2 separate regions of the Mus musculus genome follow, and region 2 is linked to region 1. The links are chromatin contacts, found by Hi-C or POLR2A ChIA-PET in ENCODE. All regions are on one chromosome and are shown on one strand. The core of a region is the stretch at or near the end of the contact, and the rest is flanking DNA. Distances in the headings are between cores, read along the strand shown. Region 1 holds the start of Sh3pxd2b (SH3 and PX domains 2B). Region 2 overlaps Sh3pxd2b (SH3 and PX domains 2B).

What was found. Hi-C counts contacts between places; a loop is a spot of excess contacts on that map. ChIA-PET counts read pairs that join two places held with the same protein, here RNA polymerase II (POLR2A).
Region 2: a loop to region 1 is called in a map of heart, with 2.6 times the contacts of the local background. The contact joins the enhancer-like site here to the promoter of Sh3pxd2b in region 1. A Hi-C loop is called at or near these places in 6 of 37 maps with a recorded cell type or tissue (gastrocnemius and heart). POLR2A ChIA-PET finds 5 or more read pairs at or near these places in 3 of 5 experiments (Patski and embryonic stem cell).

Annotation. Positions count from the first base shown.
Region 1 is chr11:32,345,172-32,349,680 of GRCm38, reverse strand. It overlaps Sh3pxd2b (SH3 and PX domains 2B), which reads right to left and starts at 1,841. Exons shown (of 13, transcript NM_177364.4): 1 at 1,713-1,841. The coding sequence starts at 1,787.
Region 2 is chr11:32,382,033-32,386,678 of GRCm38, reverse strand. All of the region lies in intron 3 of Sh3pxd2b (SH3 and PX domains 2B), which reads right to left. Among named protein-coding and RNA genes, the nearest start is that of Sh3pxd2b, 37 kb to the right of the region's middle. Within about 2 kb of position 2,703, at least 2 of the 3 ENCODE cell types and tissues checked have a DNase peak (open chromatin) inside an H3K27ac peak, as active enhancers do; they include gastrocnemius and heart, where a contact is called at or near this core.

The DNA of each region.
Region 1 (4,509 bases), core at 592-3,091:
GAGGACACAGAGACTGAAAGAAGTAATATTTAGCAGCCTGGGAGTCGAAGAGCTAAGCTTGCCCAAGCTAGAGGGCTACACATACCTGGCTCAGGGAGCCCTGGACAACTGGCTAGAACCTCAGGGGTACCCCTCAAAGCCACAAAAGTCTGAGCTGATTCCCAGGTTTTGGGAGCGTTCTGTCCAGGGCCTCTGTGGGTGTGTGGGATGTGGAAAGGGGCGTGGTCTGACGGGCCAACGTCTTTGGTCCAACAGGCCTGCTCTGCTCCTTACTGTTAGCTGCCCCATCCTTGAAACAGACTTGAGAAGACCACCACTAAACATGTGTGACACCACAAGGGAGTAGAAGGTGACACCCAGTCCTTGGTGGTTCTATCTATTCTGGTTTGTCGGATCTGGTGGAAGGCGGCATGGAGGAGAATTTCAGACTTCCTCCAGTTGGTGTGTTGCTGAAAACTGTCCCATACCCAAGAGGCAACTCAACAGGCTTCAACAAGAAACCAAGACTTGGCAGCATTTGAAATAGTTAAGGGGGGGGGGGGGGGGAAAGGGAGTGGGGGTGGGGAAACCAAGACAATTTAGCTGAGCTCTGAAGCAGGGAAAACTTAGCTCTATTTAAAGATACCACAGGTCCAGGAAGCAGCCCCCCGCTGGCTGGCCCAGGGCTGAGTTACTGAAGGCCTAGACTATAACAATACACTGGAACACAGCACACCCTTTCTTGTAGAGTACAGTGGATACCCGGCCATCTCCTTTCAGAATTTTATGGGCGACTCAGGGAAGGCATGTATAGCTGTCTGCTTTGTAAGAATGGATCTCTTAAACAAATAGATCCAAAGGGGCTTCCAGGGAGGCCCCTGGCCAGCCTTTCTCCAGCCAACGCCCTCTCTAGTCATTGTTCCTCACTTCTTTGTTAGGATTTTTTTTTCCCTCCCTCTTGCTTTTTTCTTTCCTGGTTAACTTCTTCAGGACTGGCACAGCCACAGGGAAGCCAGTCCCCCTCACACCTGGAGTGAAGTCCCCAGGGCCTCCTCTAAATCCACTGTCCTACTACCCAGAACCTCTGAGGTGGAACCAAGGCCACCTCAACCTCCAACAAAGTCCCCAAGCAGCCTGAGAGGCCACTTCCCACTTGAGGGTCACCGTGGGCCCCAGGCCCATCGTCCACGTTTGAGAATCCTCAGCCTTTGAGTCTCAGCGTTCCCATCTGCAAAATGATGCCAGGGACCCATTTCCTCCACACCTTAGCAGCTCCAAACAAAATTCTCCTGTCACAGAGGGGGGTTACTCCTGGGGAAACTTTCCCACATTGTTAAGCGGAAGTTACAGGGAAGGGGCGCTCAAATGACCCATGCACAGAAGGATGAAGGGCTAGGTTCGCTAATCCTATGAGGCTGGGCGCCTCTGGGTAGGAGGGTGGCCTGAGACCCACGGCTCCGTGGGTTTCTCTCCTGGTTTCTGTCTTAGTCTGCAGCAGCGGCTGGGGCCAGACTTTTGTACGGGTGGGCAAGGCGAGAGCTCGCGAGGAGATGGCGAGGACCAAGGGGCGAGCGGGGAGATGGCGGGGAAGGCACAGGGACCAAGGGCTCGTGGGGAGACAGACAGCAGGGAGGGCGCGGGGACCCGGGGCGCGTGGGGAGACGGCGGTGAGGGCGCGGGGCACAAGTTCTGCGCGGGGCTGGGATCGCCGCGTGGCGCGGACGCCGACTCACATAATGCTTGTTGGGCACGCGCCGCTTCTGCACGTCCAGCACCTTCACCTCCACGATACTGCGCCGCGGCGGCATGGCCGTTCTCCGCGCCCAGCGCCGTGCGGGCCGGGCCGGGCCAAAGCGATCCTTGCCGCCGAGCACTTGCCGCCGCCGCCACCGCCCTCCGCGCCCCGCCCCTGCCCGCCTCCACGCCGCCCGCCCACCCTGCTTAAAGGGCCCTCCCGGCCCGGCCCGGCCACGTCCGCCCGCGGGCCTTTGTCCCCGCGCCCGGCGGGACGGCGCGCTCCGCCCCCCGCGCCCGGGCCTGGCGACTCTAAACCCAGGCACCCAAGCATCTTGCTCGAGCTCTCCATTCCCGTTAAGGGCTCAGGGAGGTTGCCCATCCCCCTCGGTGTGTGAGAACCGCTGGCGTGCCAGTCGCTATAAATCCGATCGCTTGCCCCCAGGGCTGGGGGCGGGGGCTGGGGGTCAGGGAGAGGTGGTCACTAGGTCTCTTGGGTTTACTGTCTATGACAGGGAGAGGAAAAACTGCAAAAATGGCCTGGCAGCCCTGCACAGGGCTGCGAAGGTGAAAGAGAGCAGGGATGCTGGGTAGGTAGCAAGCCCCTGACCCCGTGGGGGACTGAGTCCACACCTGGCCCTGTGCCCTGTCATTATCACGGATGCTCACTTAAAATCTCACAACACCTGGGAGTTGGGGGTCAGGAGGGGATGGTTAATCGCCTTTTACAGAGGACCTGAGGACAGCCTCTAGATTCATGGAGCAGGTGGGTCCAACCCATGGTTGCCCCACACTAAGCAAAGCAAAGCTACAAGTGGCTCCACATCTCTTTTCTCTAGCTCATCCTAGCATTGGCTGGGCGCTCAGTAACTAACAGATGCTGGCTGAATGAATGGATGGATGGATGGATGGATGGATGGACACACATAACACCATGGATAGGAAGTTCAGACTGCAGGTAGTGGTTTCTCAGCCACGAAGCAGGGGTTCCCCTTCAGGCACCTCCCCACCCATAGATCAGTCGAGGAATTTCTTAAGGGAGAGTTCTCGTCAGTCCAGGCAGGCCTTGCAGACTACTTTATTTTGAATCCCTCTGGAAACCCCTCTATTGCCTTTTTGGCTTCTTTGTCCGTGCTTTCTGCTGTTCTGGCCTTGAAGGCTGGTCTGGATGGGCTTCACTAATAGAAGGGGTTACTTGATTGGTACCAGGCCAAGGCGGGAGGATTGTCTTTACCAAAGCCAGTTTTGTACCAAAGATGGCTTTGTGCTGCCTCAGGCACAGGACTATCTTCTTGGCGCTCTTGATTAAGCTGTTCTTACTGACCCACTCGGAGATTGTGGAGAGTGGCATCCATTTGGAACCAGGGCCCTCCCTGGCCCAGTAATTCCCTCCAGTGCACCAGATCCTAAGGTGCTTCCCCAGCAGAGCTGCCACCCAAGGCACCCGCTGGTTTCTCTCATGTCCTGCACAAAGCAGAAGCACAGACTGTAGAAGTTGGATGTACCTGAATCAGCTAGCTCCTCCCACTTCCCAGTTCCCCAGCTCTGCCTGTAGCTGTAGTAATGCCATCATCTTCCCTGTCCCGTCATCCTTGCCCCCATCCTCCACCTCCCACCCTTGCCGGCTGATTTCTGAGTGTGAGTCGGATCACTCTGGGTCGCTCACAACAGTTCAGCCTTGCAGCTTTTGTCCTTGGGTGTCCGCCTCATTTTAGTTAAGCACCCACAAGGTGCATCTGCGTCCTTGCTACCTGCTTCAGAACCTCCTTCCTTTTTGTGGCTGAATACTTTTTCATTGTGTGTTTCCTAGCCCTTCCTTTTCTTTATTCATATAAATGTGGTCACTTTGGCTGTTGCCACCCTTGGGCTATTGTGACTAAGGCTGCTGGGAATGTTGACATACAGATGTCTGTTCAAAGTCCTTACTCAGTAGTTCTTTAGAGTATGTTCTGGATTGCATGGTAATTCTACCTGGATTTGCTCATTCTTTTGTGGCGCTGCATGCCTGTCTTCCTGGTGGCAATTTTGTTTACTTATTTTATATATAGGAAGGCTCTATCTCATGTACACCTGTGTGCTGGAAGCAAGCATTAGATCCCATTACAGATGGTCATGAGTCACCATGTGGTTGCTGGGAATTGAACTCCGGACCTCTGGAAGAGCAGTCCATGCTCTTAACCACTCAGCCATCTCTCCAGTCTATCAGCAGCGCACAAGAGGCCCAGCTTTTTCCAAACACTCCCCCCTGCCCCTTACTTACTGCTTCTTCTATTGTTCTTGACCACGCCATCTCAATGGTGTCAGGAGTGACTCACTGTAGCTTTTATTTGCTTTTCCCCAATGATTAATGACAGGAAAAAGACCTCTGCTGTTTAAACTCTGCTGAATTTTACAAGGGGGTTAGTGCTTTTCTCTTGCTGTTGTGAATCAAGTGGGAGGGAAATCTCACTTAGTCCTAAGCTTGCTCCAGCCCAGCTATCAGCCTAACAGTATTTGTTGAGGTCTGTCTGTGAGCTTGGGGCTGGCCTGGCACTTTACTTACTAGGGTCTTGTCTTACTAGGGTCTCATAGCCCTGGGAGTTACAAGTCATCCTTCCTGTTTGCCGATGGGGAGGTTGAGGAGGTGTAAACAGACAGGTACTTCCCTGTGATGACGTTGCTGAGATGACATGACATTTGCAGAGAGTCTGACTCCAGACTTTGTGTTCAGCCATCAATCTGTGCCTAACAGGGCATGAGATTGGGCAAGTACCTTGGTCTTCTTATCCACAGGTGGCATGAGAACAGCCACAGTCT
Region 2 (4,646 bases), core at 1,454-3,953, 36 kb before region 1:
GAAGAGTGTTGTCTTCTGACAGACAGAAGACAGGTCATTTTTTATTTCTCTAAGCTTTCCCATATTTATTGCTTTCAGAAACATAAAAACATCCTCCCAAAGAAGAGGGGGACAGTGTGAGAACCTATTTTATTCAATGGGAACCTGGAAGGGTCGGAGACAACAGGTTCTCCTATTTGCCTTAACATGGAGCAATCCTGCTGAGAATCTAGGTGGGGCATCCTTCCCAGGGGAGGACTGTCCCCAACCCTGCAAGGTGCTGAGCATCTCCAATTCAAATCCATTTCAAGCTGGTGGCCTCTCCAGCCCCAGTCACTGTGACAGTCAAATGGCCTCACTTCCCATTCTTGCAGGCCTCTGTAGATAAGGCTGTTTGAAAATCTCTGAACCTTCATGACTAAGAAGAAATATGAGCCTACGGAGCAGCCCTGGGTAGCAAATGCTTTCAGCTGTTCATCCATTTCTCAAAGTGGGAGAAGACTCCCTCACTCCCAACCCCAGAACTGATGCGCTCCCACTTGGTGGCAGTTCCCTTCTGTACATCAGGGAGGAGAGCAGTGTACAGGCCTCTCACTGTAAAGGTAATAAGTGGGCTCAAAGGATTTACAACTAGAATGAGGCTATTGCCAACCTGCACTGCAAGGAACAGACTTGTCTCAAAGCCACCACACAACCAGAGTCTGTTTTGGTTAATTTACTACTATTGTTATTGTTGTTGTTGTTGTTTGGTCACATTGATACAAGCTAGAGTTATCTAAAAAGGAAACCTCACATAAGAAAATGTCTCCATTGGATGGAACACAGGGCCCCCAACGGTGGAGCTAGAGAAAGAACCCAATGAGCTGTAACCCTATAGGAGGAACAACAATATGAACTAACCAGCACCCCCAGAGTTCATGTCTCTAGCTGCATATGTAGCAGAGGATGGCCTAGTTGGCCATCATTGGGAGGAGAGGCCCTTGGTCTTGCAAAGATTATATGCCCCAGTACAGGGGAACGGGAACGCCAGGGCCAGGAAGTGGTAGTGGGTGGGTTGGGGAGCAGGGTAGAGGTAGGGTATAGGGGACTTTTGGGATAGCATTTGAAATGTAAATGAAGAAAATATCTAATAAAAATTTTGTTTTTTAAAAAAAATCAACAGATTTCCACCCAGCCGATATTTAAGTTTCTGCTATGTATCAGGAAGTTTATCATTAAGTTTATCAAAGTTATAACTCTAATTCTCAGGATTATTGCTATGTCATTATGTCATTTCTATTGATGATGAGAAATTCAGTTATTTTGTATGAATAGTTATATTTTATACTTTTTAAAAAAGTGGGATCTTTAAATAAGAATGTGATGTTGGTCTCAGTAGTGGTGGTACACAAGAGGATAATGGTGGTAGTAAGGGTGGGCATGGTAAGGGTGGGTGTGGTAAGGATTGGCATGGTGAGATTGGATGTGGTAAGGGTGGTGAGAAGGGTTGGTATGGTAAGGGTGGTCCTGATGAAGGTAGGCTTGGTGAGCTTGGGCTTGGTAAGGGTGAGTGAATACATTTCATATTTAAGAAAGTTTTAAATTGGCTGCTAAGTGTCTAGAGAAAACATTTCCATCCCTGGCTGCTCTAGGTGCAGTAAGAAATCTGATGCTTACCCACCAAACACAGCTTCTTGTACCTTTTACAAAAAAGAAAAAAGAAAAAGAAAGAGAAAAAGAAAAGAAAAGAAAGTGTCTCCATAAGACAGGCCTGTAGGCAAACCTATAGAGTAGAGTATTGTCTTGGTTAAGGATTGATTTGGGAGGGTCCAATCAACTGTGGGTAGTGTCACAGGTGGCTGAATGATCCAGGGGCTAGCCAAAGAGCAGCACTCCTCATGGCTCTGCCTTGACTTCCCTCAGTAGTAGACTGTGACATGGACATACAAGCCAAACAAACCCTTTATTCTCCTACTCGTGTTTGGTGGTGGAGTTTTATCAAAGCAATAGAAAGCAAAGGGAGCCAGAAACCAATGCCAAAGCTTCACCCAGAAGGAGCTCAGTGGGGGGAAACTCCTCCCTGGGTTTGTAGGGACTTTGGGGATACTGAGGCAGGGACTTTGAGGCACATTAGGTAGTTACAGCCAATCCCTCCTACACCTAGTGCCTAGGAGCCGATCACCTCTGGAGCCTGTGAATGGGGAGAATAGGGCTTTGTTTTGTTGTCTTCATTACAAAGGAGTAATTACTGTGTGTCCCCAAAGCATGAGCATGCGTGTGACAGTCTAGATAAGGACATGCTAATTCTTTCTCCCATGCGAGCTCTCTGGGGCCAGTCAACCACGTCTGAGCCAGGTTACGCTCAGGCCAGTCTCCAGGCAGCCTGGCCAATGCTCACAGTGGTTCCTTCTTGTTGTTGGTACCTGTGGGTTTGGTGAGTCTGGGGCGGATGGGAGGGTGAGGAAGAAAGGATGGTGGGCTACCTCCATACTGGAGTGGAAAGGGTGTTCAGGAGAGAGACAGCTTTGGTGGGAATGGGTGGCTTTTGTTTTCCACAGTGGAAGAAGGCCAAACTGTAATTCTTAGTTTTCAGGTCATCTCCTCTGCCAAGTTGGCCTCCCCAGCCCTTGCTGGGATGGAAAGTCCGCACAGGCTGGGCCCTCTCCCCCGCCTTTGTGCTAACATGAAACTTGCCTTTGTCTTGCTGACAAGGCAGTCTGGCTAGAGAATTGACCTCAGGAGAGGAGACCCATTTCCTGCCCACAGTGTTGGCCTGGCGAATAGCTGGGGGGGGGGGGGGGCGGGGAGGTTCAGAAGGTCTTGGGGCCCCTGGGAATCCTAAGCTGGAACTGGGCACAGAGACAAAGGGGTTAGATCTTGTGAGCAGCATTTTCATGAATTCTTGCTGGAAAAGTATTACGTAACCACAAAGGCTTTTAAGAGCCGGGGAGAGGGTCGGGCTCAAGTTTTCTGCCTTGGGAAGTTTTCCAGAGCTGACTTTCTTTCATCCAGAAAAAAGCTACATCTTACTGCTGCCTTTCTCTTTCTTGAAAAAAGGTTGTATTTTAGGCTGAACTTAAACATTCTGCTCATTCCAGAATGACTCCAAAATACAAAACTGAGAACCCCCAAAGGAAGGGCCCCCCAACTCTCCTTTCTTACCGCCTTTGCTAAGAGCCTATTCTGTGCCAGGAACTGAACTTTGGGAAGCAGAGTCGCTGTCTTATTTAGCAGATGTGGAAATAGAGGGGCAGGGGAGGGGGAGGCTGGGGATGGTGATTAAAATCACGGGGCTGAAGAAGTTTGACTCCAAAATGTGTGCTTTGTAGCCCTGAGTTTTGGCTATTGTATCTGGTACATGGGGTTCTCTTCACTGGGGGAAAAATTCCAGTGCAGTTGATGTTTTCCCAGTGGAGAGACTTAAAAACGTTAGTTTCTTTTGTTTTGTTTTGTTTTTGTTTTTGTCTTTGTTTTTTTTTTTCCCCTAAGGATTCTCTCAGCAGAGGGGGCCTAGAAAACACTTGCTCAACCCAGCCAGGCTGATAGTGCCTGAGAACCTATTGAATGAGCACTGGTGTGAATAGAGACCTGTTGCAGGATATTTGATCACACTGTGAAACCCAAGATTGTATTATTTACTGGACAACAACAACAAAAATAACCTGTTTCTAGTTGTAGTATGGCTCAGCCCTTGGGGTGACACACCTTTAATCCCAAACAATGGAGGTAAAGTTATTTTGTAGAAGGAAGCACTCATGTTTCAAAGTGATGTCTAATTGAGTGGCAGACAAAGAGATTAATCAGAGAAAGATTTGACTGAATAGGTTATGTCCAACTCTCAGGGGAAGAGAGAGGAAGAGGAGGTTACTTAAGAGAGCAGGGCAGAGAGGGAGGGAGGGGGTAGTTTACTGGGACAGTTGTACAGAGACAGGTTGCAGAGAGAGAGAGAGAGAACAAGCTAGACACAGGTGAAGACTGAGTAAGCCAGAGAATGAGAAGGAGCCAGAAGATTAGAAACATACTGCCAAAGTTAGTATGAGGCCAAGCAGAACAATTCAGCAGAGGCCAACCAAGAGAGAGAAGCCAGATTAAATCAGTCAGCTTGGAGAGAAGTTTGAGCCAGAACAGCAAGGGTGAACCAGTCGGCCAGAGCACAGAAAGAACTAGAAAGGGTAAGCTTATTCAGTAGTAAGTCTCAGAGGCTGAAAACATCTTAGGCATAGATTAGATTGTACAGAGGCTAGAAGCTTCCAGGACAAGGTTTAGGTTAGCAGACTGAGGTAGTAAGCCTCAGAGATAACAATTATATCAGATGAATAAAAAAATACATTTATAGGGATCCAAGAAAGGAGGAAAATGGTGAGTTCTCCAAACCCTGGGTACCTGGGGAGACTGTTAATGTGCCTGTCATATATGAGCAACAACATCAAGTGAGCGACAACCTCAGTGACCTGTCAGTCTTCACCGGCACCATCTTTATACGACCATTCTCATCTCCAATTTGGAAGAATTGAGTAGAATTCACATGCTACTGAGTCATTTGCCAAAGTTGGGTGTGTGTGTGCCCAAGGTGACAAAGTTGGAAGTGACTCCAAGCATGAAGCTTGAAGCCAGCAACCCTGTTTGCATCCCAGATCTGGCACCTATGCATGTGTTTGTAGTTCCTCCGGGACCCAGTTCCTCCTTTG